Linked DNA regions of Homo sapiens: region 1 is linked to region 2. A link is an interaction called in ENCODE POLR2A ChIA-PET data of the cell type or tissue named here. Cell type or tissue: PC-9. All regions are shown on one strand. Links, peaks and the distances in the headings refer to the core of each region. The heading gives the core; the rest is flanking DNA.

Region 1 (15,173 bases), core at 8,541-11,040, 360 kb before region 2:
ATTTTTGACATTCAGGTTGTCCTACCTTTGTCTGTTGGCTACTAAATTCTTTTGATTCATTCTTAATACTTTCCTCACTTGTTTCCTTGCTTCCTACTATTACTAGATGTTCTAGGATAATTTTGTACATTTTTTGCCCCAAACCTGGAATCAGCCATTTCTGCAGAAACCTCTTCATTCTTTTAATGAAAAATGGTACTTAGAAACCACAGTATGGATGGTAGGAGTGTTCATTGCTCTTGGTTTGGGCCTTGTTTCTAGATTTTTCAATGAACAAAGTTTAAAAGTATTTTATTTCTTTTTAAAAATATCACTTGGTATTTTAAAAGCTGCATTTCAAACTCAGTGCTACATGATGTTTACGTAAACCTAATCTTTCTCCCTTTCCCCATGCCCAAAATCTCAGTTTTCACTAACACCAATGTAATTTCTCTTTGTTTTGTGCCACAATACACACACTACAGTTTTAGTGTGACAGAACAATATGATTACTGGAAAGTGGCTTTTTGTTTTGTTTTCTCATGTCTTTTTGCCCTTAGGGTATATCCCTTTAGAGATAGAGATAGTCATGCCTCACTTGATGAGGATATTTTCTGAGAAATGTGTTGTCAGGTGATTTCGTCATTGTGTGAACATCTAGAATGTACTAACATAAACCTAGATGGTACACCTAAGCTATATGGTATAGCCCATTGCTCTTAGGCTACAAATCTGTGCAGCATGTGACCACTGGATACTATACGCAGTTGTAACACAGTGGTAAGCATTTGTGTATCTGAAAATGGAAAAGATAAAGTAAACATACGGTATAAAAGATAAAAAATGGTACACCTTTGTAGGGCAGCTCCATTACAGTCTTATGGGATCATTATCATATGTGGTCCATCCTTGACTGAAATGTCGTTATGTGGCACATGACCATATATAGTCAGATTACAGTATTTTGAAATCCCCCTTAGAATAGTTCTCTATGGTTGTGCCACCAGTTTGATACACAGTGAGGTTAATTTGTTACATTTTACTTTCAGATTTTTCAGGGATTAGGTTTTGTTTTATGATTATGTAAAATACTTAAATGGTTAATAAGTGAAATTTACGAAGCTGGGTATAATCAGAAAAATTGAGCTTCTATCCTAGTGTCTTCCAGCTGGTTCTCTCCCTGTCCCTGTATGTTAGACTCAACAGAGTCATCATGAATTTTCAGAGTGATGTTTTGTCGATACTTCCCCTTTTAGCAGAAGAAGCATTTAGGTTAGTTCATTTACTAAAACTATTTCCTTCTAGATTTTTCACTAACTAATATTTTTACACTGTAGAAGAGGAATGTGGAAATTTCTGTTCTTTCTTTTTTGGAACCAGAATTTCTTGGCTTAATACAAGCAGTTTGAGATAAGAAACTTTCTCCAGTAAAAATTCTCTTTTTTTTTTTCTTTTTTTTCTTTTTTTTGAGATGGAGTCTCGCTCTGTTTCGCAGGCTGGAGTGCAGTGGCATGATCTCAGCTCACTGCAACCTAGGCGTCCCAGGTTGAAGCAATTCTCCTGTCTCAGCCTCCCAAGTAGCTGGGACTACAGGTGCCTGCCACCACGCCCAGCTAATTTTTATATTTTTAGTAGAGACAGGGTTTCACCTTGTTGTTCAGGCTGGTCTTGAACTCCTAACTTCAGGTGAGCCACCGCACCTGGCCAAAATTCTCTCTCTTGAAATGCCAGACCATGTTTGTCTCTGGGAATTTCAGGTACACTTGGGACACTGGTGCTACTTGAAGTGTAGAGAGCTCATCAGTTAACATTTCTTGAATGGTTTGCCCTTAGACCTGAAATGTATGTTATTTAGAAAGGATGTCATATATTTTTTAACTTTGTCATTTAAAATCCAAGTTATTTGATTTTATGTGTTTTAAATAAAATATTAAAACTTTAAAAGTCTTGTACCTGTTAAATGTTTTATCCTTCCTAATTACAGTATCTTAAAGTTATCACATTTCAGCAATACGTCACTTTCTAATGACTAATATAGTCTTTAAAAATACTAAATCAAGATATACCAAAGGTGAAGAAATAGTGATTAAGAATGTGAGGATTCTAGCTGTGGTTTTCTTGCTTTGGCTTTGGCCAAGATGAGTTTAATTCTTTGGTCTAATAGGAATAATACTTTTCTCCTAAACATTATGAGCATTATTTGAGTTAATGCATGAAAAGTGGTTAAAGGAACAGTGGCTGGTGCAACATAAGCATCCAGTAAATGCTGCCTTTATTTTGGAAGTGGTTATTGTTACGAGTATTTGATCAGTTCTCTAAACTCTGTCTGAACTTTACTTAGAATTAGTAATGTTCATATGCTGTAAATAACACCTGATTTTCAATACTTCATTGGTTATATGAAAAGAACCAACTGTTAACAAAGGAATAATTGGTATCTAGTTAAAATTTGAGGCCTCTGACTTCACAAGTATACCAGTGCTTACTATATAAATATAATCACATTTAAAAATTTAATAAAGAAAGTTTTAAGGAAGTAAGTCTCCTTTTCAGGATCCAGGGTCCTTTACAAACACTGGATCCTGAAATTGTATTATTTGTTGTGGCTTTAGGGTATTGTGTATGCTGACCAGAGTCACAGGTGGTTTTTTTGTTTGTTTAACACTAGAATTTTGAGATACATTTGTCTTTACATGCCCTCAAAGTAAGTTATATAACACCAGATTGTTCATTAGTTCAGGTTTGATTTTTTTGTTGTTGTTTTTTGTTTTTCTTTTTAATACTCTGGGGTTGGAGTGAGGTTGTAGAGTGCTATAAGGAATTCCTATTAGAAGATAGTATTTTAGATATGGGCATTCTAGGAAAGGACAAAATGGTACACTAAAGTTATCTTCCCTTTTCCCCCACCACCAAAAAAATAAGGAGCAAACTACAGTGCACAGTTTTGGGTTTTTTTTTTTTTTTTTTTTTTTTTTTTTTAAAGAGACAAGGTCCTACTCTGTCGCCCAGGCTAGAGTGCAGTAGCACAATCATTGTTCATTGTAACCTTGAACCACTGGGCTCAAGCAGTCCTCCCACCTCAACCTCCAGTGTAGCTAGGACTACAGGTATGTGCTACCACACCCAGCTAATTTTTTAAAAAATATCTTGTACAGGTGGGGGTCTCACTGTGTTGCCCAGGCTGGTCTTGATTGAACTCCTGGCCTCAAGTGGTCTCATACCTCAGCCTCCCAAAGCTCTGGGTTTACAGGCATAAGCCATCAGGCCCAGCCCACATTTTGTTTTTTAAACAAGTCTTTATCTTTTGGAGATACATGCTGAAATATTTATGGATGAAATGAAATGTTATCTGGGGTTTGCTTTAGATAGAGAGGAGATAATAGATGAAACAATCAACTTATTAGTTGGTCATTGTCGATACTAGATAATGAATAAATGGACTTCTTTATACCATTTTACTTTCATACTTTATTTGAAACAAGGTCTTGCTATGTTGCCCAGCTGGCCTTGAACTCCTGGCCTCAAGAGATTCTCATGCCTCAGCCTCCCAGAGCTTTGGGATTACAGGCATGAACCACCATGCCCAGCCCATAATAGAAAGTTTTAAATTTTAAAATAAAAGTATTCATAGACTTGGCTATCATGGATCCTGGTAAAGTAGACTAGTGAACATAATCAGATGTTTCAGTCTTTCCCTGTTGATACTGCTTGCCCTCTGAGCCCATTTCCTCTCCTGATCATCGCCTGCTATTTCCAATCAACAGAAAAAATAGAGTAGCCTACATATATAATGAGTTTATACTAAGAGGGAAATTTTAATATTATAAAGAAGTCTATACAGATTCTGGAGAGCATTCCTGAAGAGAAGATTGAGGAAGCAAATGGATTAATTAATGTAATAGTGTGTTCAGTGTGCAATAGGTAACATTTTATGATATGGTTGAATTTCTGAAAAGGTATCTTATAAATATCAGACCATATTTAAGGAGACTTCCACCTCTACTGATAAAATCTGCCCTTCTCTCTCCCCCTGACTTTATTGCTGCCCATCTGTAGTTTTGATCTTTTTTCTCTAGGATTCTTTGCCTAGAATTGCCATGGGCCTTCTGGATCTGGAACACGGATGAAGGAAGAGGATGAATGTTTTTCAGATGTTATCCCTTATGGGAGTAATTTGTAAATTCTAGCTTCTTCGGGTGGGGGGAGGCGGGGTGTGTGTGTGTGTGTGTGTGTGTGTGTGTGTGTGTATTATTTATTTATTTTTTTAAGTTAATTGGCCTCTTCCAGCAAAGAGTATACAGCAGAGACCTAGAAGTTTCATTTTTTGTTTGTTTTTGTTTTGTTTTGTTTTGTTTTTGAGACGGAGTCTGGCTCTGTCACCCAGGCTGGAGTGCAATGGTGTGATCTCTTCTCACTGCAACCTCTGCCTCCCGGGTTCAAGCAATTTTCCTACCTCAGCCTCCCAAGTAGCTGGGACTGCAGGCGCGCGCCACCACGCCCAGCTAATTTTTGTATTTTTAGTAGAGATGGGGTTTCACCATTTTGGCCAGGATGGTTTCCAACTCTTGACCTCGTGATCTGCCACCTTGGCCTCCCAAAGTGCTGGAATTACAGGTGTGAGCCACGGCTCCTGGCCAAGACCTAGAAGTTTTACGTCAAATTTTGTCTCTGCAGTTTTCTGAGGAATGAGTATATGTGCTCAAATAATAGCTAAGTATTAAGTCTGAAATATTCTAGAAAAACAGTCACAAAGTAGTTATGCCTAGGATGTTTTTGAATATTGGTACTAGAACAAATGGATTCCTACTAGATTTCCTTTTTACTTTCATATTCAGATGTAGGAAGAGTTGGAATTCAAAATGTGAAAAGCAGTCTTGAATCTCAGTAAATTCTTAAGAAATTCTTAATTCATTGAAGAGCCATTGGTCGTGTGTGTTTTTTGGGGAGTGTGTGTGTGTGTTGTTGTTGTTAAGAATTCGGGGATGAGTATGAGGCTATCATTGCTTCTACAAGGCAACTTAATGATAGTTTGCTGCTTGGCACAACAGGTGAAAGGGCCTTTCTAGAGCAGGGATCTTGGTTTCCCTTTTTCCCACCTAGTAGTATCATTCCATGTATTTACCAGGATATACATTGTTTAGTCCTGTCTTGGCTAAATAGGTAATGGTCCTTAAGGACATAAAATGGAAGGATATTGTGCAGAAGAATTACTAGTTCTCCGTAGTGTATTTTTTTACTGTATTCTCCTCATCAACAGATGGAAAATTTTTAAACTTAGAAGAAAAAACAAGTGTTTTTCTCCAAAAGATTGAGAACCACTGCTTTTAAGTTATTAATGGAGGTCTTCAATGGATTTGTTAAAAATCTGGAGCATGGATTTTTTTTTTTTAATTTTTTTGTTATTGGTTACTGAGTATTGGAAAAGGAAATACAGTATTCAAAAACAGTAATGTTCAGGATTTGGAACTATTTTACTCAGGAAAAAATAAGTTTATAAATAGACATTTTAATGAAAAGGAAAATAGCAAATTTATGGAAATCTGAGATAGTCTGTGTTTTGCTTCACTCTGTTTAGTGCTAGAATTCTGGACTTTGTTTGGGGTCAAACTCTGATATGACAGGAAAACTAACAGATGATTAAAAGAGACAGTAACATAAATGGGAAAGTTTAAATATGGTATATGGTTTTAATTATATTTTGTATAAGAAAGCAGTTTATACCAGTTGTATTCCTAACTAAAAAGTACTATTTTATCAGTTTCCTGGGACTAATTTATTATAAGTTAATTAATGACATGAGCATTTTGGCCCAAATACAGTTGAAATGTTCATTGAAACTGGATCAAAGATGAGCATATGTGTCAAGGCTTTAAAATCATTTTTCATATTAAGATTTCCAGAGAAAGTTTTTGTAATATATAAGTTAAATATTTTTAATGCTTTAGATGACAGGAACTGTTGAAGGTCCTGGATCTCATAACAAGCCACTAGCTAGCTGATCCAAAGACATTTGGCCCCATGGGCTTCTAGGAAGACAAATGTGCTTACCATTTCAAAGATTTTATTTTGCTCAGTAACCTACTAGACATATATTAGTGTTTGTTTGAGTTGGTCGTTGTCTTCCATTGCTGTTATTTTATTATTATTATTTTTTTAATTTTAGAGACAGGATCTCCTTGTCACCCAGGCTGGAGTGCAGTGGCACAGTCATAGCTCACTGCAGTCTCAACTCTTAATTAGGCTCAAGGGATCGGGATCCTCCCACCTCAGCCTCTTAAATAGCTTGGACTACAGGTATGCACCACCACTCCTGGCTGTCTTATTGTGTTGCCCAGGGTGGCCTCAAAACTCCTGGCCTCAAGTGATTCTCCTAAGTCAGCCTCCCAAAGCGCTAGGATACAGGTGTGAGCCACCCTGCCCAGCCCCATTGCTGTTGAACTTTTTTTTTTTTTTAAAGACAGGCTCTGGTTCTGTTGCCCAGGCTGGAGTGCAGCAGCGCAATCTCAGTTCACTGCAAGCCACCCACCGAGCTCAAGCCATCCTCCCACCTCAGCCTCCTGAGTAGCTGGGACTATAGGTGTGCACCACCATGCCTGGCTACTTTCTTTGTAATTTTTTTGTGGTTCAAATAGGAATCTTCCACGTGCATCCAAAATATTTTTGGTTTGTGACACTCAGTGTTATTATTGACTCATTTTTCCATTGGAAGGTGTGCCTCAGAGTGGGTGAGCCTTTTTGCCCTCAGTCTTCTGTCAGCACTCTAAGACTCCAAGTACTCTAAGAGATTGCTCACTAAAAATAAGAACAGCTGGCCATCTACCTCAAATGTGAGCCGTCACTTTTGTGATATAATCAGTCCTTATCTTTAGTACACAGATTTATGGAATATCACACTCACTGTCTGCCTGCTTTGGGGTGTTTCTCCTGTGTCATTCATTTTTGTATATTGGCATATAGCAAATATAGGAATGCTGTGTCGCAGCTGTGGGTCATGTATGTACTTGCAGTTAGCTCTTGCTCCCAAGAATGCAAGAAATTTATCAACAAACTCGTGTCATAAAAATAGTTTACAGTGATTTTTTTCTTAAAATATTTCAATGATTAAGACTTTTTTTAATAACCACAAGTGTATAATTGTAAAACCTAAGCATTACTCAGCAAATCTAGCAATTGTTGAATTGCATAAGCTTCTTGTTCATTGGAACTTTTGCTAAAGAATTATGACCTTTGATTTCTTATCACCATGACCTATCATTATGATAAACATGCCCCTCTTATGTATCCTTATACCCATTATAAGGATAAACAAGGGATAGCTCCACCCACCAGATGTCATAGACACAACTGGTATTTTGGGGATTTTGCTGTAGACTAATCCTGGAAGGAAGAGAGGTTATAGATAAAATAAGATTGGCCATGAATTGATTGTTGATTAAAGCTGGGTAGGGAACATTGGGTTTTCTCTGGTTTTATATTTATTTGAAGTTTTTCACCATAAAGTTTTTTTTTTTTAAGATAAAAAATAAAAGCATGAATAGTGTAAACAAAGTTTTGAAGGAGAAGGAAACAGGTTAGTAGCTAATTAACAAAAATGTTCTTGTTCCATTCAGGCACAGGAGTTTGGACTAGCCCAATAAGCATTAAGGAAACCATTATTTGTAGATTTCAGATAATGCAATGATAGTAACCAAAGTTATGCTCTAGAAGGGATAACATCATGGAAGAATATAGAGTAGATTGGAGGGTTCACACCCCAGAGGTAGTGAGACCAGTTCACTGCTATTATATAATGCTACCTTGAAATCATAGGGAGGCGACTGATGTGGTTTGCTAAAAGTCTCCAAAAATTTCAAAGGAGAATAGCTCTTCAGTCAGGTGCTAGTGCCAGCACAACAAAAAAGAGGGTTTTTTCCCTCATTTGGCCAGGGCATGGATTTGGACCATGTGGGTGTCATAATGGAGTATACCAAGTGATTTTGTTCCTATGATGAAAGTGAAGTCCATATTTTGTCTCCTGTCTTTTAGTAAATCAGTATAGATAAGTCTTTTTTTTTTTTTTCCCCCCGAGACGGAGTCTCGCTCTATCGCCCAGGCTGGAGTGCAGTGGCGTGATCTCCACTCACTGCGAGCTCCGCCTCCCGGGTTCACGCCATTCTCCTGCCTCAGCCTCCCAAGTAGCTGAGACTACAGGCGCCCACCACCATGCCCAGCTAATTTTTCGTATTTTTAGTAGAGACGGGGTTTCACCATGTTAGCCAGGATGGTCTCGATCTCCTGACCTCGTGATCCGCCCGCCTCGGCCTCCCAAAGTGCTGGGATTATAGGCGGGATCCACTGCGCCTGGCCAAGTCTTTTTTTTTTTTTAATTATTTTATTCTTTATTTTTTTCCCCACATATTCTAAAATAAGTCTCTTACAGTGTCTAGGTTTCTTTCCAAAGGTGATTAAAAATGAAGCATCATATTTTAAACTTCTGAGGCAGAACTGCTAGAACAAGAGTTTTGTTTTTTTTTTTTTTTTGAGACGGAGTCTTGCTCTGTCGCACAGGCTGGAGTGCAGTGGCGCGATCTCGGCTCACTGCAGGCTCCGCCTCCCGGGTTCACGCCATTCTCCTGCCTCAGCCTCCCGAATAGCTGGGACTACAGGCGCCTGCCACCGCTCCCGGCTAATTTTTTTTTTTTTTGTATTTTTAGTAGAGACGGAGTTTCACCGTGTTAGCCACGATGGTCTCGATCTCCTGACCTTGTGATCCTCCCGCCTCGGCTTCCCAAAGTGCTAGAACAGAGTTTTGATAATTTGTTTGAAACGAAGCACTCAAATCTTCTAGTTTATTTGCATTTGCAGTCAGACCTCTACAGATGCCAGCTAGATTACAGATGGCTAGCATAAGTTTTTTTCATTACAGAAAGAAGAAATTTAGAGCTTAGTGCGGTCTATTAAAAGAATTAAAGGTTATGTCAAAGGACAACTATAAGAAAGTACTTTGGTTCTGAATATTGCTTCAGCTAGGGTTTATTTTGAAGCTCCTAGCCCAAATTTGTAGAAATGCAACTAAGATCTAATATTTAGTGTGTAAGAACTTTACAGGACATCCAGTCAGTAGTAGTCTTAAAAGTGAATCACATAGGCTGAAGCAGGCAGATCACCTGAGCCCAGGAGTTCAAGACCACCCTGGCCAACATGGTGAAACCCCGTCTCTACTAAAAATACAATAATCAGCTGGGTGTGGTGGTGGGCACCTATAATCCCAGCTACTCAGGAGGCTGAGACAAGAGAATTGCTTGAACCCGGGAGGTGGAGGTTGCAGTGAGCTGAGATCCTGCCATTGCACTCCAGCCTGAGCAACAAGAGCGAAACTCCGTCTCAAAAAAAAAAAAATGTGAATCACATACATAAACATTGGGAATTTGCAGATAACTTTCATTTTAGGGTTTCTAGAGCGCAGTGGTGTAATCTTGGCTCACTGCAACCTCCACCTCCTGGATTCAAGCGATTCTCCTGCCTCAGCCTCCCAAGTAGCTGGGATTACAGGTGTCCACCACTATGCCTGGCTGATTTTTGTATTTTTAGTAGAGACGGGGTTTCATCATCTTGGCCAGGCTGGTCTCAAACTCCTGACCTCAGGTGATCCACCCGCCTTGGCCTCCCAAAGTGCTGGGATTGCAGGCATGAGCCACCACACCCGGCCCACTTACAGGATTTTTCTCCCCCTTCATGGTTGTATAAATGCAGTACTTGGCACATAGGCAAACCTGAACAGTTTGCAAGTTGCCTACCCTTTTCTACTTTGGATAAAATAAACCTCTTAAAATAGCACTTAACATAGTAATATATGTATATTAATAGTAGTTACTTCATGTTTGTTGAATGAATGAATGAAAAAAGTAGCAAATCTACATAATATAAATCCCAAGACAGCCAGGAATTTTATCTGGACCTAATTGTCTTACATAGCACCAATTGGTACTTAATAAAAACAAGGCTGGGCATGGCAGTATGCGTCTGTGGTCCCAGCTACTTGGGAGGCTAAGGTGAGAGGATCGCTTGAGCCCAGGAGGTTGAGGTTGCGGTGAGCTGTGATTGCACCAAAGCACTCCAACCTGAGTGACAGACCCTGTCTCAAAAATAAAAATAAAAACAATTAGTTATAACTCAGATGTTGCTATCTAAGGTAAGTAGTAATTACTATAATAAACAAGCTATATATTAACATCTTAATTTTCTTTCCTCTGAACTTTACTACTGTAGGTGTGTAGTGAACTTCATACAAGTTAATCTTTTTGTAGCTCTATTTCTTCATTTCTGTTTGTTCATCGGTTGGAGAAATTTTGCTTAAATTAATGAAAGTAAAAATACAGATATTAATGGCTCATAAATGTGCACAACCCACTTCATCTATAGTAAGTAAAAGTGGCTCCCATTTTGGGGTTTGAAAATGAAGAAGATCTGAATTCACAGAGAGGAGGCACGTGTAGAGATATGAGAAGTTCTTTTCCTACTCTACTTTGGTACATTGGTCTCTAACACATGTTCTGAGCCTCAGAACACAGTAGAACAGAACCTTCAGAAAGTGTTGAGAGTATAACTCTTTAAAGAGGTTTAGTCAGTCTAAATTATTTGAGGGCATCATCTTTATTTGGTACTTAGAAGTCTAAAATCTTCCTGATTGTTGTTAAGGTTACAAAGAGTCTGTGTATTGTTGGTTAGTTGAGCAGTAAATACCTTTTTATCATTGTTAAATGGGTTGTAAATAAAATATTTTTCTTCAGTGTTAAAATAATTTATGATCACAATATTTAGATAATAATAATAATAATTCTGTTATTTATGATATGTAGTCTTATCCTACTGCCACTCCCCTCTTCTGCTCCACATACTACTAAGTATGACTTGGTCTCTATAATACGCACTAATTATGAAGTTTTTTACGGAGAAGGAAATTCTTAATATAGACTAGGATTTTTTTTCAGTTGTCTTTTAATGGCCTTTTATTCTAGTAAACTTAGATTTCTTATAGACATCGGTTTATTGTGCCGAGCTCAGTAGCTCCTAGAGGGAGTATAAATTTAGGCAAAGGAATCAAGGAATAAACTGGTATTGTAGAAGAGATGGGAGAAAAGGAAATTTTTATTTTTGCTTTAAATTACTAAATCATGATGTTTCCTGTCTCTCAGTGCTTACCCCAATCAGTGTTTCTCTCTTTTCTTTTTTCCTTTCAGTCCCGAACCCCTAAAATTCTTTGCTTGCATTAACTTGCTTCAGATTATAAGCCTAATTTTACTGTTCCAAATACATGAACTTTTCACTGTATCTCCAAGTGCTCTTTTAGAGTTCATCTCTTTGTTTTCCAGTAACTCATATTTGTTTCTTCTTATGCTTAACACTTCTCTCTCATTTTTTTTTTTCATGTTTCTCACATTTTTTCTTTCCACATTATCTGCTGTAGCAAACTTGAAATATATGCTTTTGGAGAAGAGTAAAAACAGTGTTTAGCCATATTCAGGTTATTAGCAGCAGCTCCTCTTTCTTCACATATACTTAAAGGGACCAGAAAGTTATTTAAGCTCTTACTTGCTACAAATGCTGTTCCATGTGCTCCTATGAGTCAGCACAACAGGTATTTTTTTTTTTTTTATTGTACAGATGAGAAAACTGAGACTTTGAGACATTCTATGAATTGCCTGAGCTAGTTGGCAGCAGTGCCAGGATTCATAGAAATTTGGAGCAGGAAGACAACACAATGAAGATTTTACTTTGAGGAATTTAGGGTTCATCTATGTAAAGTGATTTTTCTGAGGTCACTAATTATGTTGTAGGCTAGAACTCAAGTCTCCTAACTCCTAATATAGTGCCTTTTTTTTCTTTTCTTTTTTTATTTTTTTAGGAGATGGGTCTCACTATGTTGCCCAGGCTGGTCTTAAACTCCTGGGCTCAAGCAATCCTCCTGCCTCAGCCTCCCAAAGTGCTAGGATTACAGGTGCAAGCCACCGCACCTGGCCTCTAAGAGTGCTTTTTCCTAGCATACTTTTCTTCTCCTAAGGTAAAAGGCTGTTTGTCATGGTACAGCTACGGTGATTTTACTTGAGATATTTGACTTTGAGATGGAGATGAAGATAAGTATATAATGCAGCTGCCACATTCATTCTCATACAAGGTAAAGTCATTCAAAAGATAAATCGAAGAACTATAGATGTATTTAAGAAGAAATTCAGCCTATATGTAACAACAAAATTTTGAATAATCAAGTTCAGAAATTGGATTTTTAAAAACTTATTAGCTACTTTAACCCTTTTGAAATATTCCCAAAAAGTGTTTTCTCTTCCTGAGTTAAATTTATTCATTTATTGACCTATTAAAGATTTTTTTAGTGCTTCAGAGCTATTCTGTATATCTGTTCATTTTCGTTATTTAGTAGTATATAGAAGTAATAGATTGGGCTGAATAGATTTATTTCAGGATATATCTTAGATATTTGTGTTTTTTCATGAATCCCAGTTTAAGGGTTATTGCTTTCAAAAGGAAGAAATTTGGTTAGTCATGACTTTTGGCTAGTTGAAGTTTAGAGAAGTGCTTTATACAGGATCTTTTATTTAGTGAGAAAAAAATAACTTTTTATAATTTTATAATACTGTGTGAAAAACCTGATACCAAAACTTCTGAAAAAGAAACCAGGCCTAGGAGATGAGGATTCTAGGGAAGATTATTAAATTGAGGATATTTTTAAGTTAGATTCTAAATTAGTAAATCGTGGCTAATAAGATGAAAATAATCTGATCCTTTAGTAAGATCTGAAGTAATATTGTTGCCCTGCAAAAAAGTGGTTGTTATCAGCATACCTTATATGTCAGCCTAAGCAAGATTAGATTTTCTCTTTTCTCTGATAGATGCCAATATTTAACATTGACTTTTATCTACTTTCAAAAATATCTATGAAATATACTTTCTGTCTCTGAATTAGAGTGTATGTATATTTGTGTTTACTTGAAATGTTATAGCTGGATGATAGATTTCAGAGCAGTTTTTATGCTTAGGGAAGCCACTGCCTCCCAAAAAGGTTTTCTTATGAGAATGAGGAAAATAAGTATAAATTTTCATATTTATGTTATTACTATTGATGTGCTTGGATAATTGTATTTATAAAAGTAAAAAATGTTCAGTATTTTATCTGAAATTTAATAATGGATATTGTACAGCCTAAGGAATTAAAAGAAAAAGGACCCTTTGAGAAAATGGCTTGTTCTTATGTATCTTAATATATACTGTGTTCACTTTATGTTTTGTCAGACACTGAAATTGAGGAAGAGAGATTTTGGCGTTCTGTTGGTTTATGGAGAGAGTTGATCAGAGATTGCTCCTTGGCTGAGTTGCTGTCTGCATAGGCTGTTAACAATTGTTTCTCTGGCAGCAGATCTTGTTCATCAGGATTGCATCATTTCTGGGAGAATGGCCAAGGTCCACAGCCTCAATACAAAGACTGTCTGAAGCATATGAGGCCTGTTCTCTTTCTGAAGCGGCACTCCTCTTCCTGCCAGTCCTCTTCACAGGATTACTGAAGCAGACTTGTTCTGAATTTCTTTCGTTGGATTGGTTGTTTATTGGACTTTTGTCTGCCAGCTGCTTCCGCCTCACCTGTCTGATGCAATTTCTTCTTCTGAAATCTGTTGGAATTGTTCATAAAACACTTTTTGTTTGTCTTCTCTGTGAGTGACCAGGGAGATCATACAGGTCTTGTGCTTTCAGCAAGTCATATAGAGAAGAGACTGTCAGAATGATGATACAGAGACTGTTGGCCATTTCTGAAACCAATTAAAAAGATGGGGTAATTAAGAAACATTTCTGGCATGTTCTATTTAACATCCTTTTCCCTAGAAACTGTATGTAAATGGCACCTCCTAAAGAGAGTACTCGGTACTACTGGAAGATACAGGCTGTGTCTGTTTCTGAATCCAAGAACTTACTAGTGTTCCTGTGGATTCTGATGGATTGTTCTGGAAATAGTTAAATTAATAATAAATTGAAACTGTGATGCATTCATTTACCCCCTACTGTACACTCACATCTATTTCGCTGTTTTCCTCCTTTCCTTTTTTTCTTTCTTATTTGCTATTGCTTCTTCCTTGATTTACTTTATTTCTTCCTTCCTTTTACTGTTACTTTGATACTTTTATTTCTCTAATTCTGGGTGTACTATTTTAAATCGTTTCTAAAAAATAGTTTATTTTCCAGTTTTTTAAAATTAGAAATCATAAAACATCAACATAAATGAAATGCATGCGTTCTAATGCTTGGTAACTGGAATCCTATGAATAGCTCTTTTCATGTTTATGATATGTTAATCTTTAAGGTGTTAATAACTCTGGCTAGCGTTAAATTTGACTTTTAGGAAAAAACACCAGAGACTTAAAGGATACTGATCATTTTCCCTTCCTTTTTGGAAGGTAGAAAATTAATTTAAGCGCCATTTTTTAAGCATGTTTCCATTTGACCGCAAATAGAACTGACTCCTTTTTATCACTCTTTTTTATAGTAGGACAAGAAACTAGATGGTGTGGAATGAAGGGAAAGAAAGGAGTAATAAATATGGACTTGTAATTTAATGGGTGATGATGGCCCCTTGTCTGGCTGGACAGTTGTCGGACATCGGGTTAAAGAAAGAACTCTGAATTTGAGAAGTGTTCAGTGAAGAAGGGAAGCACCTTTTAGGAGAGAGAAAAAGAAGGGATCCCTTGGAAAATGAGATAATTCTAATTTGAAGGAAGAGGAAAAATTAGCCAGTGACATAAGTATTTACCATTTAAGTCAAATAATTTCCTTCTCTACCATCTCGTTTCTGGCTTTATGGAAAAATAAAAAATTAAAGGGCAAAAAATTCAGTGCCGGATGGACGTAGGGTGGTAAACGAGATAGTATAGATGTAGGATGATAAACAAGACAGTATACAGAAACATAATATAGCTGTAGAATTCCATTCTGTGTGTTCATCAATGTTATTTCTTTCTGTACTAATTTTTGTCTCAACTTTTTCTAGGTCTTCAGAACTACTAGCAGATAATTTGGGGGGACTTCATATTCAGAAGTCTATATAAAGGTGACTGACCCAAGTAAATCCTTTTAATTTCTGTTTTATTTTTTGCATTTTAATGACTGCTGGAATCATGTTGTAGTAAATTGTGATTATAATTTACTTAGCAGAT
Region 2 (15,173 bases), core at 7,767-10,266:
GGAAAGGCTGTGGCCCACGCACTTGTGCAGGACAGCAATCTCATTCTCCATGCTGCCTTCCTTGCCCTCCAGGGCCTCCTTGGCAATGCATTTGATGGCCACCAGCTTCTGCGTCCTCTTATCTTCTGCCAGGATCACCTCCGAGAAGGCCCCCCTATCGGGAGAGGGGATTCACAAGGTGAAGAACTGGAACCCCAGCTTCCCTCCAGCCTCTCCTCCATTCCCTATGGGTTCTGTGACCACTGCTGGACCAAGGACGTGGATGACCCTCCCCTAGTCACTCATCCATCCCCTGGCTCCAGAGATGGTCACATGACCCAGGCCTGGCCAGTCAAAGTAGTCTCTCCCCTGGCCACAGTAATTGGTCATGTGATGCAAGCCAGCTTACTAGCACTTTGAGAATGAGTCTCCTGTTGAGCTGGTAGGATGTAAGCCTGGAGCTAATGGCGATCATCTTTGCCACCACCTGGGGAGAGCCTGCTTGGGAATGAAATTAACACAAAGGAAGTCCAACCTGAGAAATGGCCAAATATATTTCCTGATAACATTATGTGGCCCTCTGGATCCAGCCATGCCTGAGGTCTACCCCTGGGCTTTTGGATTATGTGTACAGTTGGTTCATCCCTTTTTCTGCTAATTCGAGTCATGGCTAATTTAACACCCTTTAGAACCTTAAAGAACCATCAGCATCACCCGGGAACTTTTTTAGAAATGCAAAATCTCTACTGCTTTGGATCCTGGGTCAAAAAAAAGAAAAAAAAAAGAAATGCAAAACTTTAGGCCCTGCCCCAGATTTACTAAATCAATCTGCAGTTTAACAAAATCCTCAGGTGATTTGTATGCTCATTGAACTTTAAGAAGCAGTGTTTTAGAACAGGTTCTTAAAAAGGAACAAATAAACTCATTTAACTAAAGTTAACTGATTAAAGAGGATTTGCTAGGGTATTCTTTCCACATCTGTTTGCTTTCTCTGGGAGAATAAGAAGTCATAAGTCAAAGAAAAGCATCTCTCGTGGTGAAATTTCAATCCTCAGGGATAATTAGTTACTGTAGTAACCTCATCACTGGTTTCCAGTCTTGTCCCTCTCCAATTTACCCTCCAAGCTGTGGCCAGAGTGACTATCCTGAATTGCACACCTGCCAAAAAGTCTTAAGTGTCTCCCGGTGGCCTATGGGACAATATCCAGCCTCCCTGGCCTGGCTTCCAAAACCCTACACAAACTGTCCCACTTTCATCTCCAGCCCCTTTTTCCACTCTCCCCCCAGCCTGTGATTTTAAGCTCCATCACACTCTACCTCTCTCCACATAGAACCATGCCTCTAAGCCTTTGTTTATGCTATTCCTTCTGCCTGGAATGTCCTTCTTCCTCTCTGACAAGTGCACACCTACCCATCCTTCAGTCCCCAGCTCTAATGCCCCATTCTCCAGGAAGTTTTCCCCCAGGCAGAAGGCACAGCTCTCTCTGGGCTCCACAAAGCCCTCAATCCCAACCTTAATTGGAGCACAGCACACACCCTGTTGTCATTTTCTGTAGGTCTGTCTCTTGCACATGTCTGGGATCAACTTGAAGGGCAGAGACCAGGTTTGAGTTATTTCTGCATTCCCAGCACCAAGAACAGAGCCATCTCCAGCCTCAGTTCCCAAACCTAGGCTAGAACACTTAGCTCTTGGCAGCAAGTTAAATGGACTGACTGGCACCTTCATTCTCTCGACTTCTTTCTCTTCAAGAACCCAGGGCTATTGGGAGAGCAGCCCGTGTCCCACCCACTGTCATCCAGAAGTGAAAAGCTGGGGACAGTTTAGGCCCTAGATAGTGCTGCCACAGGGCCTGGGCTGTGGGAAACAGGAAGCATTAATTGACCAGAGGAAGCCCCACCCTGGACTCAGCCTCCCTCAGCCATCCAGCACCCAATCCTGCCCTGGACTCACGTGCCCAGAACATCTCGGAAGTCGTAGATGTCTCTAATGTCCTCCGCCTGCTTCCACCTGGGGCCTTCCACTGCCCCCAGCATGGCCCACTGCCCCCCGACCACAGCCAGGGCTCCTGTAAGGAGAATGGAAGGAGGAGACTCAGCAGAGCCCAGCCCTCTGTCTGGGAATTTACTGCAGGCCCCATTCAGTCATTCAACCTGCATTTATTCATCCTTGATTCATCCATTTGACAAAATCATTCAACAAACATTCATTTGTTTATTCAACATTCAGCAAATTCTCATGCCTAGAGAAAAACCTTTCACAGTGGCAGCAAAATTCTTTATTTAACAAAGTCATGCATTCATTCATTCATTTATTCTAGTTCTCTTCCCAGTTTTCCCCCTATCCAAATCCAAGCACCTAGGGAAACCCTGACTTCTGGCAGTACAACAGATAAACCCCCAGAGCAGCTGGTAGAAGCCTGGAGGATCCCCCTGTCCCCAGAACCAGTGATGTCCCCGCCCCACCCTGGGGATTGCTGGGGTGTCTCCTTTCCCTCCTCCTTCCCCCGACTCCCCGGCCTCTCCGAAATCAGGTTTCCAGCAGCCTGGGCTTCCAGCAACATCTCAGCCACATTTTTAAATAGCTCTTTCTGCACTGTTACCACAGCAACAACAGCCACAGCTGGAGCTCCCCAGACCTCTCCCTCCTGACTCCCCATCTGGGTCCCGGGAGCATGAGAAATGGTCCTGCTCACTCTGTCCCTTCCTGGCCCCATCTAACCCTATCCAGCCTGGCCCTTCCTCTGCTGAGGTCTGTCTCATCCAGCAGGAGAGGGTGGGAGTTCTCTCCCATTTATCAGATGAAGAATGGGGAGACTGAGGTTGGAGTTAGGTAGAGGCTGGCTCCAGAGGCCCTAATGACACCTGGCCTGGGGCCCCCAGCTAAGCTTGCTGAGGGCAAAGGCCATCGAATGGCCTTGGCTGGTACTTCCAATATGAAGCCAGAATGGGCCCCATTCAGAGAACACAGCCTCCCAACCCATCCACAGATGAGGCCAAAACAGAGCCCAGCATGCTTTGTGACCTCAGGGAGAGCACTTTCCTTCTCTCTTTTTCTCTAAGGGAGAATGAGGAGAAGGTGCCCTGACTAGGGCCTCTGGTGTGAGATTCCACTCCTGGAACAGGACCTTTTTCCCAGGGGACCCTGCCCACCCATCCAGGGGCAGAATCTTCTAGGAAAGGAGACTCGAGTGTAAGCTCTAGAGGCAGAGTCTGAAACCCACATGGAGGCCTACCAAATACAACCCTCACAGATCCACACACATCCCTGTAGCAGACATGCCACACCAAGCCCCCTCCACAGCCCTGAACTCAAACACCTGCCTCCCAGATCCAGTACGCCTTGTATCCACATCCCGTGACACCTGATCATACATGTACTCCCAGACATCAGCACACATGTCCACACCACACAGTGCCCCAGACAGCCCTGCACCCGAACACCTGCCTGTCCATCCAAACATCCCTCACCCAGCTCCCTCTTACACCCCAAAACACACATCCACCCGCACCCACACAAGATGACACCCAGACACACACACACACACCCTCATATACCAGACGTACCCTACACCCTCCAGCTCCTCTACCCCATCCCCTGGAAGCTCCTGTATTCCAAACCAAACCCCAAGTCCTTACACACCTAACTCCAAACATCCTCAGTACACAATTGTACACCCCCTCCTAACTCTGACTTAAGACCCTGAGAGCCAAATACCAGCACACAAAACACGTGGACACCCCTCTGGAACAAAAAACACACAGATTCCCAGATCCTCCACCCATGTCTGACCCACACGCCTGTCCTAAGACAGTACACTCCGCAAGCCCCCCCACCCCATGGATACCTCCAAATGCCCACGCCCTTCCAGTCAGGCCCAGCTGAAGGCGCTCACACAGGCCCCCTTCTCTATTACCCACTCAGTGTCCCATAGGCCCGCCTGGCACCTGCTGGGCCTGGGACAGAGGTGGAGAAAGGCCCAGCCCTGCCCCTCAGGGTCCAGCCCGCCCGGGAGAGTGCCCAGTGGCCACTCCTTGGGAAAGGATACCCAGAGGCTAGGGGCTCCCACCGCCCCCACGCAGCGCCCAGGGGTGCAGGGATGGGGGGCCCGGCTGTACCTGCGGCTGCCCCGCCGCGGGGCTGGCTGGGAGGCCCGCGGTGGTTGGCGCCGAGCTGTGGCCGCGGTCCTCACCGCTGCGTGCCTGGGCCACCCGCCCGCGCTCTTGCTGGAGCTGGGGCTCGGCTCGGCTCGGCGGCTCTCTCCGCCCGCCTGCGGCTCTGATGTCAGTGGAGGTGGAGCCTGCGGCGGAGGGACCCGGGATTGGGAGGCGAGGCACCGCTCCAAGGCTGGGGAAGGGGCACGGGTGGAGGCCATCTCCCTGCTTCTGGTCAGAGATCTCCTGCTGGACGCTTCCCGCCCTTGGTCTTAAGCGGGGTCCATTTCACAGAGGGGACAACTGAGGCCCGGAGAGATGATTTTCAAATCAGCGGGTGGTCGGAAGCAAAGCAGGATTCGAACCCCGTCTGTCTGAAGCTAGAGGCCGGCCAAACTCACCCTGTGGCCTGGTGGATTTTCTTTCAGACCAGTTCTGCGACCTCCCTTAGGGCTCTGTCTCCCTTCTCCGTGCCCTGAAGGGAAACAGGCCCTGGAACTGCACGGGAGTCTGGTGGGGGATGGGGGAGTGAGGGAGTGGGGAAGGACCGGGCAAGACTAGGCAATGAAGAGAGTGGAGGTGGTCGCAGGGTGTGGGCCCCACTTGACAGGTGGGAAGACTGAGGCCCCGGTTCCTCTGCAAGATGGAGCTGAGGCTTCAGCCCCAGACACTTGCTCCTCAGAGCGGGTGGTGGTGCCTAGAGGTATTGGGGGCAGAGGGAATTGGGGAGGAGGAAGTTAAATCGGGATCCTGAAGGAAACAGGCCAAAAAGGACCGAGGTGTCACGTGACTGGCGGGGCTCCAGAGTTTGATGGCTGGGGTCCAGGTTAGGGGAGAGAGCCTGCAACTAGGACGGCAGGCAAGAGGCCAAAGGTCGGTTTGCTCAAGGCCTTCCTTGGGAAGAAATTTGGTGCCGAGTGGAAAGAGGGGGCGGGGGGAGCAACTCGCAGGAATTGGGGATGGGGCTGAACTGGGGGCAGCCGGAGGAGGCACGTTGCTTGGGACCCCACTCCACCTCCAAGGGCCTCCAAGTGCCACTCCCTACTCCTGAATTCTTGCATGTTCCAGCTGGTGATGGGGAGAGAACAGTGCTTATGCCCAGCTCATTTCCTTTTTCTCTTTCTTTCTTTCTTTTTTCTTTCTTTCTCTTCTTCTTTTTTTCTTTTTCTTTTTTTTTTAAGACAGGGTCTTGCTCTGTCACCCAGGCTGGAGTGCAATGGCATGATCACGGCCCACTGCAGCCTCAAACTCCTGGGCTCAAGTCATCTTCCTACCTCAGCCTCCCATGTAGATGGGACTACAGGTGCGTGCCACCACACCTGGCTTTTTTATTTTTTGTAGAGATGGGGATCTCACTATATTGCCCAGGCTGGTCTCAAACTCCTGGGCTCAAGCAATCCTCCCCAATCAGCTTCCCAAGGTTCTGGAATTACAGGCATGAGCCACTGCACCTGGCCAATTTATTATGCCCATCTTACAGATGAGAGAGGAAGATAGCTGAGGTTCCTGGAAAGGCTTTGGAGTCTAACTGATCCTGGTCATGCTTTACCTCTCCGAACCTCAGTTTCTTACTCGGGAACATGGGAATATTGAAGATTGACTCAGAGTTCTGAGAATTCTATGATATAATGATATGAAGTGCCTAGAACACTATTCAAAACATGAGAGCTAGACTCAGTGTAAACTGAGACTCAGAGAGAGGACTTGATTTGGCCAGGGATGAGGGGTTAAGGGATCCATCTTCCAAATCTCAGTATCTCAGACTCCTTAGTTCATGGAAAAATACATTTCCTGCTCAGGGCTGAGCCCCCACTCTCCCCTATACCCACCAAGCACACCCACTGAGCTAGGGGTTCTTTTACCACAAATTCCTGTTCATCTTGATGACAACACCCCCTGGGTGATAAGATGACCTCTGTCCTTTCGAGGACTTGTACAACTTCTTTTTTTTTTTTTTTTTTTTTTTTTTGAGACAGTCTCCCTCTGTTGCCCAGGCTGGAGTGCAATGGTGCCATCTCGCCTCACTGCAACCTCCGCCTCCTGGGTTCAAGCAATTCTCCTGCCTCAGCCTCCCAAGTATCTGGGACTACAGGCGTGAACCAACACGCCCAACTAATTTTTGTATTTTTAGTAGAGATGGGGGTTTCACCATGTTGGTCAGGCTGGTCTCGAACTCCTGACCTCAGGTGATCCACCTGCCTCAGCCTCCCAAAGTGCTGGAATTACAGGCATGAGCTACCGCGCCCAGCTGACTTGTACAGCTTCTATGGTGTGCTTTACATTTTTCCTGCTTTTGAGCATTTCTGAGAGGCCTCGTGTTTTCTTTTCTTTAACAAACACATTATCTTTACTTTCTTAGTATTTCTATTGAACAAGTGATACATGGTCATTGCAGGAAAATTCCATAATGTATTGAAAACACACACAGACTAACTGATGAGATTCTTTCGCTTCCCAAGTGACAGAATGCCAACCTAAACCAGCTTCATCCAAGAGGAATCTATAGTTCACAATAGCTGGCACAAGATTGCAGGAAAAACACCAGAGATTAGGGGCTTGGAGACTGGAACTGGAGATGTAGTACTCATAGGATTTGCTTTCTCTGTCTTCCCTCCTCTCTCCTTGTCTTGATTTTTCTTCACACGTTGGCCTCTTTTTCTCTCCAGAGTGAACTTCTAGTTGGCAGGAAACATGGAGTGAGGCAGCCCCAGCTTTCCAATTAAACACAGTGGAAGGAAAGCATCCTCCCAATTTCCTATCTCATTCTCAGGGAAGGACTCTGGCTCTGCTTGAGTGATAGAGTGACATGTTCACCCCTTGGCCTCCAAAACTGTTGCCAGGAGAATTAGGGTGCTATATTGAGCAAGTGTACTGTAATGGGCAGCCATAAGGAATGGAAGAGGTATCTTGTCCAAAGGAATTAGGGGTGCGAGGGAGGCAAGAATAACACAACACTCTCAGCCGGGCCCCCACCAACCAGAGACAACCAGTGTTCACATTTTTAGTACAATTCTTCCAGATTTTTTGGATGCGTATACATATACATCCTTCTGCAGCCCCCAGTCCCGATGAGCACATTTCAAAGTACTAATCAAAAAGTGAGTGAAGGGCCAGGCGTGGGGAGGCCAAGGTGGGCAGATCATCTGAGGTCAGGAGTTTAAGACCAGCCTGGCCAACGTGGTGAAACCCTGTCTCTACTAAAAATACAAAAATTAGCTGGGTGTGGTGGCATGCACCTGTATCCCCAGCCACTTGGGACGCTGAGGCAGGAGAATTGCTTGAACCCAGGAGATGGAAGTTGCAGTGAGCTGAGATTGCACCATTGTACTCCAGCCTGGGTGACACGGCAAGACTACATCTCAAAAAAAAAAAAAAAAAGTGGCTGGGTGCGGTGGCTAACGCCTATAATTCCAGCACCTTGGGAGGCTGAGGCGGGTGGATCATGAGGTCAGGAGATCGAGACCATCCTGGCTAACATGGTGAAACCCTGTTATCTTTTGTATTTCTACTAAAGATACAAAAAATTAGCCAGGCGTGGTGGCGGGCGCCTGTAGTCCCAGCTAATCAGGAGGCTGAGGCAGGAGAATGGCGTGGACCCGGGAGGCAGAGCTTGCAGTGAGCAGAGACCACGCGCCACTGCACTCCAGCCTGGGCGACAGAGCGAGACTCCGTCTCAAAAATAAATAAATGAATAATAATTTAAAAAAAGGTGAGTCAAGGAAAGTCAAATGTTCTCAGGGAAAAGGGGGATGATCTTTTCTTCTTTTTTTTTTTTTTGAATGGCTAAACAGTGCAGACATCTCCATCAATTCTTTTATTTATTTATTTATTTATTATTTTTTTGAGACAGGGCCTCACTCTGTCACCCAGGCTGTGGTGCAGCGGCGCCATCATGGCTCACTGCAGCCTTGACTTCCCAGGCTGGAGTGATCATCCCACCTCAGCCTCCGGAGTAGCTGGGGCTGCAGGTGTGTACCACCATACCTGGCTAATTTTTTTTAGTTTTTTATTTTTTGTAGATATCGGGTCTCTACTCCCTCTGTTGCCCAGACTTCTCTGGAACTCTGGAATCAAGTGATCCTCCTGCTTGGGTCTCCCAGAGTGCCGGGATTATAGGCGTGAGCCAGTATGGCTGGCCTCCATGAATTCTTGAACCTGACAGAAAAGAAGCTATTGAAAGAGTGAGTAGTTAACTAAGATTAGAGAAAATGGAAGAAATAACAAGGAAAAGATGGACAGGTTTATTTTTTAAAATTCTTTGGCTGGGCGTGGTGACTCACTCCTGAATCCCAGCACTTTGGGAGGCCAAGGCAGAAGGATCACCTGAGGTCAGGAGTTCAAGACCAGCCTGGGCAACATAGTGAAACCCCATCTCTACTAAAAATACAAAAATTAGCCAGGTGTGGTGGCGCATGCCTGTAGTCCCAGCTACTCGGGAGGCTGATGCAGGAGAATCACTTGAACCTGGTAGGCGGAGACTGCATTGAGCTGAGATTGCACCATTGCACTCCAGCCAGAATGACAGAGCCAGACTCTGTCTCAAAAAAAAAAAAAAAAAAAACAAAACTTTAACTTTTGTTACTTTTTTTTAACTTTTTTTCAAAAAGTGAAAACCCTACTCTACTCCGAAATGGTAGCCAAAAATGAAAGGCAAACTTCAGACTGGGGAAATGTTTTGTAGACAATGGCTTAATATATTTATTATATAAACAGCACACAGGATTGATAACAAACAGTAAGAACCTAATAAATGGTCAAAGGATACAGATAAAACACAGTAAACACAGGACATTTTGTATCTCACTAGTGATACAAAAAAGTACAAAATAGAAGGTCATTTGCAGCCTTTCAAATTTGAAGTTTAAAAAGCTGGTAACACTGAAGGCTGATGTTGATGTGAGGAATGAGTAGTCCTACATTCTGGTGGGAAAATGATTTGCTAAAGATCCTTTGGAAAGCAATTTGGCAATATGCATCAAAGGCTTAAATAATGTCGAGGCCTTTTGATTCAGGGACTCCTCTTCTGGCAATCAATTTCAGAGAAGTAATCCTAAATTAGGACAAGGCTATATGCTCCAAGATGTTTGAGTAATTTTTTTTTTTTTTTTGGCTGGGCTCATGCCTATAATCCCAGCACTTTGGGAGGCCGAGGCAGGAGGATCACTTGAGCCCAGGAGTTCTCACCAACATGGTGAGACCCTGTCTCTACTAAAAATACAAAAATTAGCTGGGCGTGGTGGCACACGCCTGTAACCCCAGCTACTCGGGAGGTTGAGGCAGGAGAATCACTTGAACCTGGGAGGCTGAGGTTGCAGTGATTTAGATTATGCCACTGCACTCCAGCCTGGGCAACAGAGCAAGACCCTGTCTCAAAAAAAAACCCCAAAAAAACAAAAAACAATATGCCCTGAGCTTTTGATTAAAGGTTTTGATAAGAAATCACCATGTGAAACTTAATTTCCATTTGCTATCAAATGTATGGAGAGTATTTTCAATGTATGATTCCAGTTTCCACATGAGATATTACTGAAACAGATTTTGGAGGACATCTACCAGTCTGCCACATTCCACATCTCACTTGTATTTCTTTGCACCAACTTCACCCTCACTCCCTCTCATTAGTCCAGCCTCTATGCTGCTCTGAGAGTGCTTTCTGCTCACAAACCACCAGTGGCTCCCTGTTACTTCAGAATGTGATTCTCAAACTTTAATATGCACCAGGAATCACCTAGAAGGCATGTTATATATAATGTAAGGCTATGCCCCATACCCAGAGGTTTTTTTTTTTTTTTGAGACAGTCTCACTCTGTCGCCCAGGCTTGAGTGCAGTGGTGTGATCTCTGCTCACTGTAACCTCCACCTTCCAGGTTCAAGCAATTCTCCTGCCTCAGCCTCCCAAGTAGCTGGGATTACAGGTGCGTGCCACCATGCCTGGCTACGTTTTGTATTTTTAGTAGAGACAGGGTTTCACCATATTGGCCAGGCTGGTCTTGAACTCCTGACCTCAGATGATCCGCCTTCCTTGGCCTCCCAAAGTGCTGGGATTACAGGTGTGAGCCACGGCGCCTGACTATACACCCAGAGCTGTTGATTCAGTAGGTCTGTGGCCTGAGAATTTGCATTTTTATCAATTTCCTAAGTGATGCTGTTGCTGGCAGTCCAGGGACCACACTTGGAGCACCATTGTCTAGAGAATAAAGTCCATGCTCCTTAATCTGCCATTCAAACCCTTGCCCAGCCTGGTCTTCAACCTACTTTCTAGCTTCATCTCTTATCCTTTCCTTTCCCCTCCACACACCCAGGGCTCCAGTCACACTGCAGTTCTTACTTCTCTCTAAGCAGGCCAGCTGTTCACACCTCTGTGCCTTGCTCCTTTTGTCTGGAATGTTATCTTCTGCCCAGCAATTTTCTTTCCACATCCTCCCTGAAGCCTTTCCTGACCCTCTAAGCTGTTGTTAAGTCTTTCTCTGCCCCAGGTCCCTGCCAACTTTGCACAGTCTTCTTTTTTCTTTTTTCTTTTCTTTTTTTTTTTTTTTTTTTGAGATGAAGTCTCGCTCTGTTACCCAGGCTGGAGTGCAGTGGCGCGATCTCGGCTCACTGCAAGCTCCGCCTCCCGGGTTCACGCCATGCTCCTGCCTCAGCCTCCTGAGTAGCTGGGACTACAGGTGCCCGCCACCACGCCCGGCTAATTTGTTGTATTTTTAGTAGCGAAGGGGTTTCACCATGTTAGCCAGGATAGTCTCGATCTCCTGACCTCGTGATCCGCCCGCCTCGGCCTCCCAAAGTGCTGGGATTACAGGCGTGAGCCACCGTGCCCGGCCTGCAGTCTTCTTATTGCTCTTGCGGCCTAGTGTTTTGATTGTCTGTCTAGTGTGTCCCCATTTCTGGAGCCTTAGTCACCTCCATAGCTCTCAGCCATGGTGACAGGGTCACTGAATGAGGGAACAAAAGTATAATGAAGAAGTGGAGGTGTGTGGATGGAGTGAATAAGTGAATAGGGTAATTAGGTAGGTGAAGAGAAGAAATGGGGAGTTTATTGATACCTAAACGAGTGAGTTACAGTCCACTGGACTTGGTTCTTTCCATTGAGTCCTGAGCCCCAGGCCAAGAAATAAATTTACTCCCCGACCACATTTCCACAAAGCTCCTGCCATCACTTTCTTTTCAGCAGGAGCCAACTGGGACCCAGAGCACTTGGTGCCCAGAGTACTCAGGAGCAGACAGGGGCTGGGGACCCACTGTGGGTCAGAGCTCACCCTCCCCGTTCTCACTCACCCTGGTGTTGCTGAAAGTCAGCTGTAAGGCATTTGGAACTCTGGGGAGACCATGATGTGCAAGACAGATGCTTTCTAGGGCCAAGACACAAAAGGCTTTGCCTCCAAACTAGTGATAAGGAATCAGAATTGTTTTGAATTAAATTTGGAGACTTGAGGTACTGGAACTAATCCGCCCTCCTCATGACAACCCAGCTTCCTCCACACTCATAAAGGAGGCATCTTTTGGCTCCAGCAGACACTGATATGATTGTAAGAACTCTGCCAGGGATGGTGCTACCTGGGGGCAGCAACTATTCCTGCATCAAGGCTGCATGGCCTCAGCAAGGCACAGCATCTCTTTGAGTCTCTGTGTCATCTGCAGGCTGGAATATTACTCTCCTTGGAGGTGCATGGTAAGCATCAGATAGGAGGGGTGGGTAAAGGGCCTGGCACAGTGCCAGGCAGATAGTAGGTATGCAACAGAGAACAGCTAGAGTGCTCATGACTGATCCTTGAAAGTTAAGTTTCTTCTCTGGTGAACCAGGCCCAGTCGGTCTTCTAGGGTTCTTCTTTCTATTTATATCTGTCTTCCTTCTTTCACAATTCCATCCAATTTTGGGATGTCAGCTCTCATCCCACCTCCTCCACAAAACTGTCTCTGTTCTTGGAACTCTCTACCAACAACGCCCACCATACTTATGGTGTGGCCCAGTGAACATGGAAGTGAGTGGTTAAGAGGAGGGGGGTCTTCAAGCAGAGCTGCCATATATGGCTGCACAGGTTGGGCACTGCCCAAGTATAGGGAGTACCATTCACATACACTGTAATGGGAGTGGGGCCCCAGTGAGTTGTAATGAAGAGGCTCTCTCTGTAAGCCAAATGGCCTGAGTTTGAATGTTGGCTCAACCACTCAATTGCTTGACAAAGCAAGGTATGTAACCTCCTAAGCCTCAGTTTCCTCATCTGTAAATGGGATGTTATTATGGGGTAGCTGATACCTACCCCATAATATTAGGTAGTTGAATGAGTTCAGAACAATGCCTGGTGCATACTAACATTTACTGAGCCCTTCATTGCATTATCATTATGATTAGAGTTGGTTTCTCATCATTGCATGTGTGGGTGTCTTTTCTCTCTGAGAAGGCTGTGAGCAACCTGGGGACAATGAGTCACTGAGAAATTGCAGCAGCTTGGCCCAGCACCTAGTGGGAGGCAGGGCCTCATGCTGTCCTCTCTCTCAGGATCCTACTTCATCTTTCTTTTTGCCAAAATTCACTTGTAATAGGCCTTTTTTAGTTACAAATCACAAAACTCTAAAGCAAACTAGTTTAAGCCAAAAGAAGCCTTTGTGGGCTGATATATGTGGGAAGTCTAAGGGAGGATCCGGTGGCTTCAAGAATAGCTGGATGCAGCACTTCTCCATCTCCTGGCTCTGCTTTTCTGAGCTGGCTTTATTCTCAAGCAGGTTTTTCCCCATGGGAGGAGAGCAGGTCACTGGGGTAGACTGAGTTTATAGTCTATGGCTTATGGTCCAACAAGAAGTGGAACTCTCCTCTCAGCATCCACAGAGCAATCTTATGGAGGGCCTCGAGTGACCCAGCTTGGGTTACATGCCTGCTTCTGGGACTAATCATTGTGGCTAGAGGGATTGGCACTTGACTGGCCAAGCTGGGGTCATGTGTGCACCCTAGTTTGGCAGTTGGACAAGAACCATGTGTGATGGGGAAGGAACATTTCTCCAACAGAGAGGTGCTGGGTATACGAGAATGTTGGCCATGTTCGCCCTCCTTCTTTATGGCTCAGTTCATAGGTCACTTCCTTAGGGAATCTTACCCTCCCTTCTCTCCTGCGTGGACCTCAACCTTCCCACAGTAAATTGCAAATTATTCCCTGATTCTCTCAGACCAGTCTGGGAACAACTTGAGGCAGGTACCAGAGCATATTTATTCATCTGTGTCCCTTAGGCCAAGCTTCCTGCCCCAGCTGTGGAAGAGACGTTGTCGGTGGTCTATCTAGCACTCACTTCCCTGTTTCCTACTCAGATCTTGTTGGGTTTTACTCTCTCTCCACCACCTTGATGGAGTAGCAAACTCCACTCTGACTGGCATAAAGCCATTACAGTCTCCTTTGCCACAGTGACTGAGGAATGGGCATGTGAGACTGAGTTTGGGCCACTGAAACATGATGGTATCTGGGAAAAGGCTTCTTGCTTCTGTAGATGGGCCATGGAAGCCCGCTGGCTCCGGCTCCCTCCTGTGCTGGATGTAAATGAGGAAGCATCTGGCCCCAACTGCTCCACTGCCACACTACAGCCAGAGAAGGACTCACCTTAGGCAGAGGTCGACACTGTGGAGGGCAGTGTGGTGACCCCTAAGAAACCTGGACCCTTGGGGGAGGGGGGAGGGAAAGCATTAGGAGATATACCTAATGTAAATGACGAGTTAATGGGTGCAGCACACCAACATGGCACATGTATACATATGTAACAAACCTGCACGTTGTACACATGTACCCTAGAACTTAAATTAAAAAAAAAAGAAACCTGGACCCTTGATGACCCTGAAGAATTGCTAGATTGGCTAACCGTGAAGGCCACTCTGTCCCAGGACTGCCCATCCTGCAGCCAACACATTTCCTTACTGTGAATCCACTTTGAGCTGGGGGGGCATTGTTACGTGCAGCCACAAGTATCCTCAGAAAGAGGTACTCAGAAAGTTCTCCCTGACTGAATGCCATGGGTTAGTGGCCATGGGCTGAGAGCCACCAAGCATACCCCCCACAAACCTTACCACCCACACTGGTTCCTTCCTCCCCACTGTAACAGACATTCAAAGACTGGATGCTTTTTTTGAAAAACCACAGCAGTCACTTTATTCTTAAGTTTGCACTTTACAAAACCACAAGGGAGAAGTCCTTGAAGGGGAGACAGGGGTAGGGGATTAGGGAGTGGGGGATGGTAAAGAGGGGAAGAGGAAGACCCAGAAACGAAGTCCCCTCCAACCCCATCTCGGGGACCAAGCAGAGACTAGGCCTCAGGCTAGCCCAGCAGGGCTTCCTGTGTCCTGGTTGTACAGAGCTAGGCCAAAAGACCTCAGGGGAAGGGCCACGGCCCTCTAGAGACTGCCGCCATTTGAGGGACAGCCACAGGCCAATGTTTCCTGTGCCCAAAGAAGGAAGTGGGCCTCCCTTCCCCTCCCCTAGGCCAGATAATCAGCCTGAGGCAGGGGTGAGGGCTACCCATCCAGCAGCTTCAGGATGCTCTCACGCTCCTTCAGAGTCTTCCAGGCCTGGTCCTTTTCTTTCTTGGTGGGAGTCCGCTTCTTCTGCCGGGCAGCCATGATCTTGCGAAAGGCGTCCATGACCTCGTTGTCAGCCATGCGCACCCGCTGCCTCAGCTCCTGCCGGCTCACCTCCTCCTTTGCCAGCCTGTGGGGACCAGCCAGCCAGGTGCCAGGGTCAGCCCACCTCCAGAGAACAACCCCTCCCTCTTCAAGACCGAGCCTACCCACCAGCCCAGGCTGGCATGCCTGTGGATTGTGTCATACAGTCGTGACCAAAAAGCAGTTACTGACCTACACTTACATGGCACTATCTTAAGCTCCTGAAAAATATTAACTCATGTTGATCACGGGGGAGGCTGTGCACATGTGGGGACAGGGAGATACGGGAATTCTCTGTACCTTTCTCTCAATTTTGTTGTGAACTTAAAACTGCTCTAGAAGAATAAAGTCTTGGCTGCACATGGGGGTTCACATCTGCAGTCCCAGCACTTTGGGAGCCCAAGGC

What was found. Peaks named below come from ENCODE experiments on the same cell type or tissue, not always from the same donor. Only the 100,000 strongest peaks of a DNase experiment are listed, where the experiment ranks them.
Region 1: POLR2A ChIA-PET joins it to region 2 with 12 read pairs; 4 of 35 experiments call an interaction of 5 or more read pairs at or near these places.

What each region holds. Positions count from the first base shown.
Region 1 is chr3:9,409,460-9,424,632 of GRCh38, forward strand. It overlaps SETD5 (SET domain containing 5), which reads left to right. Exons shown (of 23, transcript NM_001080517.3): 2 at 15,008-15,067. Among named protein-coding and RNA genes, the nearest start is that of SETD5, 19 kb to the left of the region's middle. In PC-9, for the core only: no CTCF peak of the experiment used is centred there; no DNase peak of the experiment used is centred there; H3K27ac peaks cover 1,153 bases.
Region 2 is chr3:9,765,737-9,780,909 of GRCh38, forward strand. CAMK1 (calcium/calmodulin dependent protein kinase I) reads right to left here and starts at 4,211. Exons shown (of 12, transcript NM_003656.5): 1 at 4,096-4,211; 2 at 1,931-2,045; 3 at 23-154. The coding sequence starts at 2,013. TADA3 (transcriptional adaptor 3) reads right to left here. Exons shown (of 9, transcript NM_006354.5): 9 at 14,231-14,813. The coding sequence ends at 14,621. It also overlaps a transcript of OGG1 not described here. RefSeq lists a silencer at 3,982-4,161 and an enhancer at 12,409-12,703. In PC-9, for the core only: no CTCF peak of the experiment used is centred there; no DNase peak of the experiment used is centred there.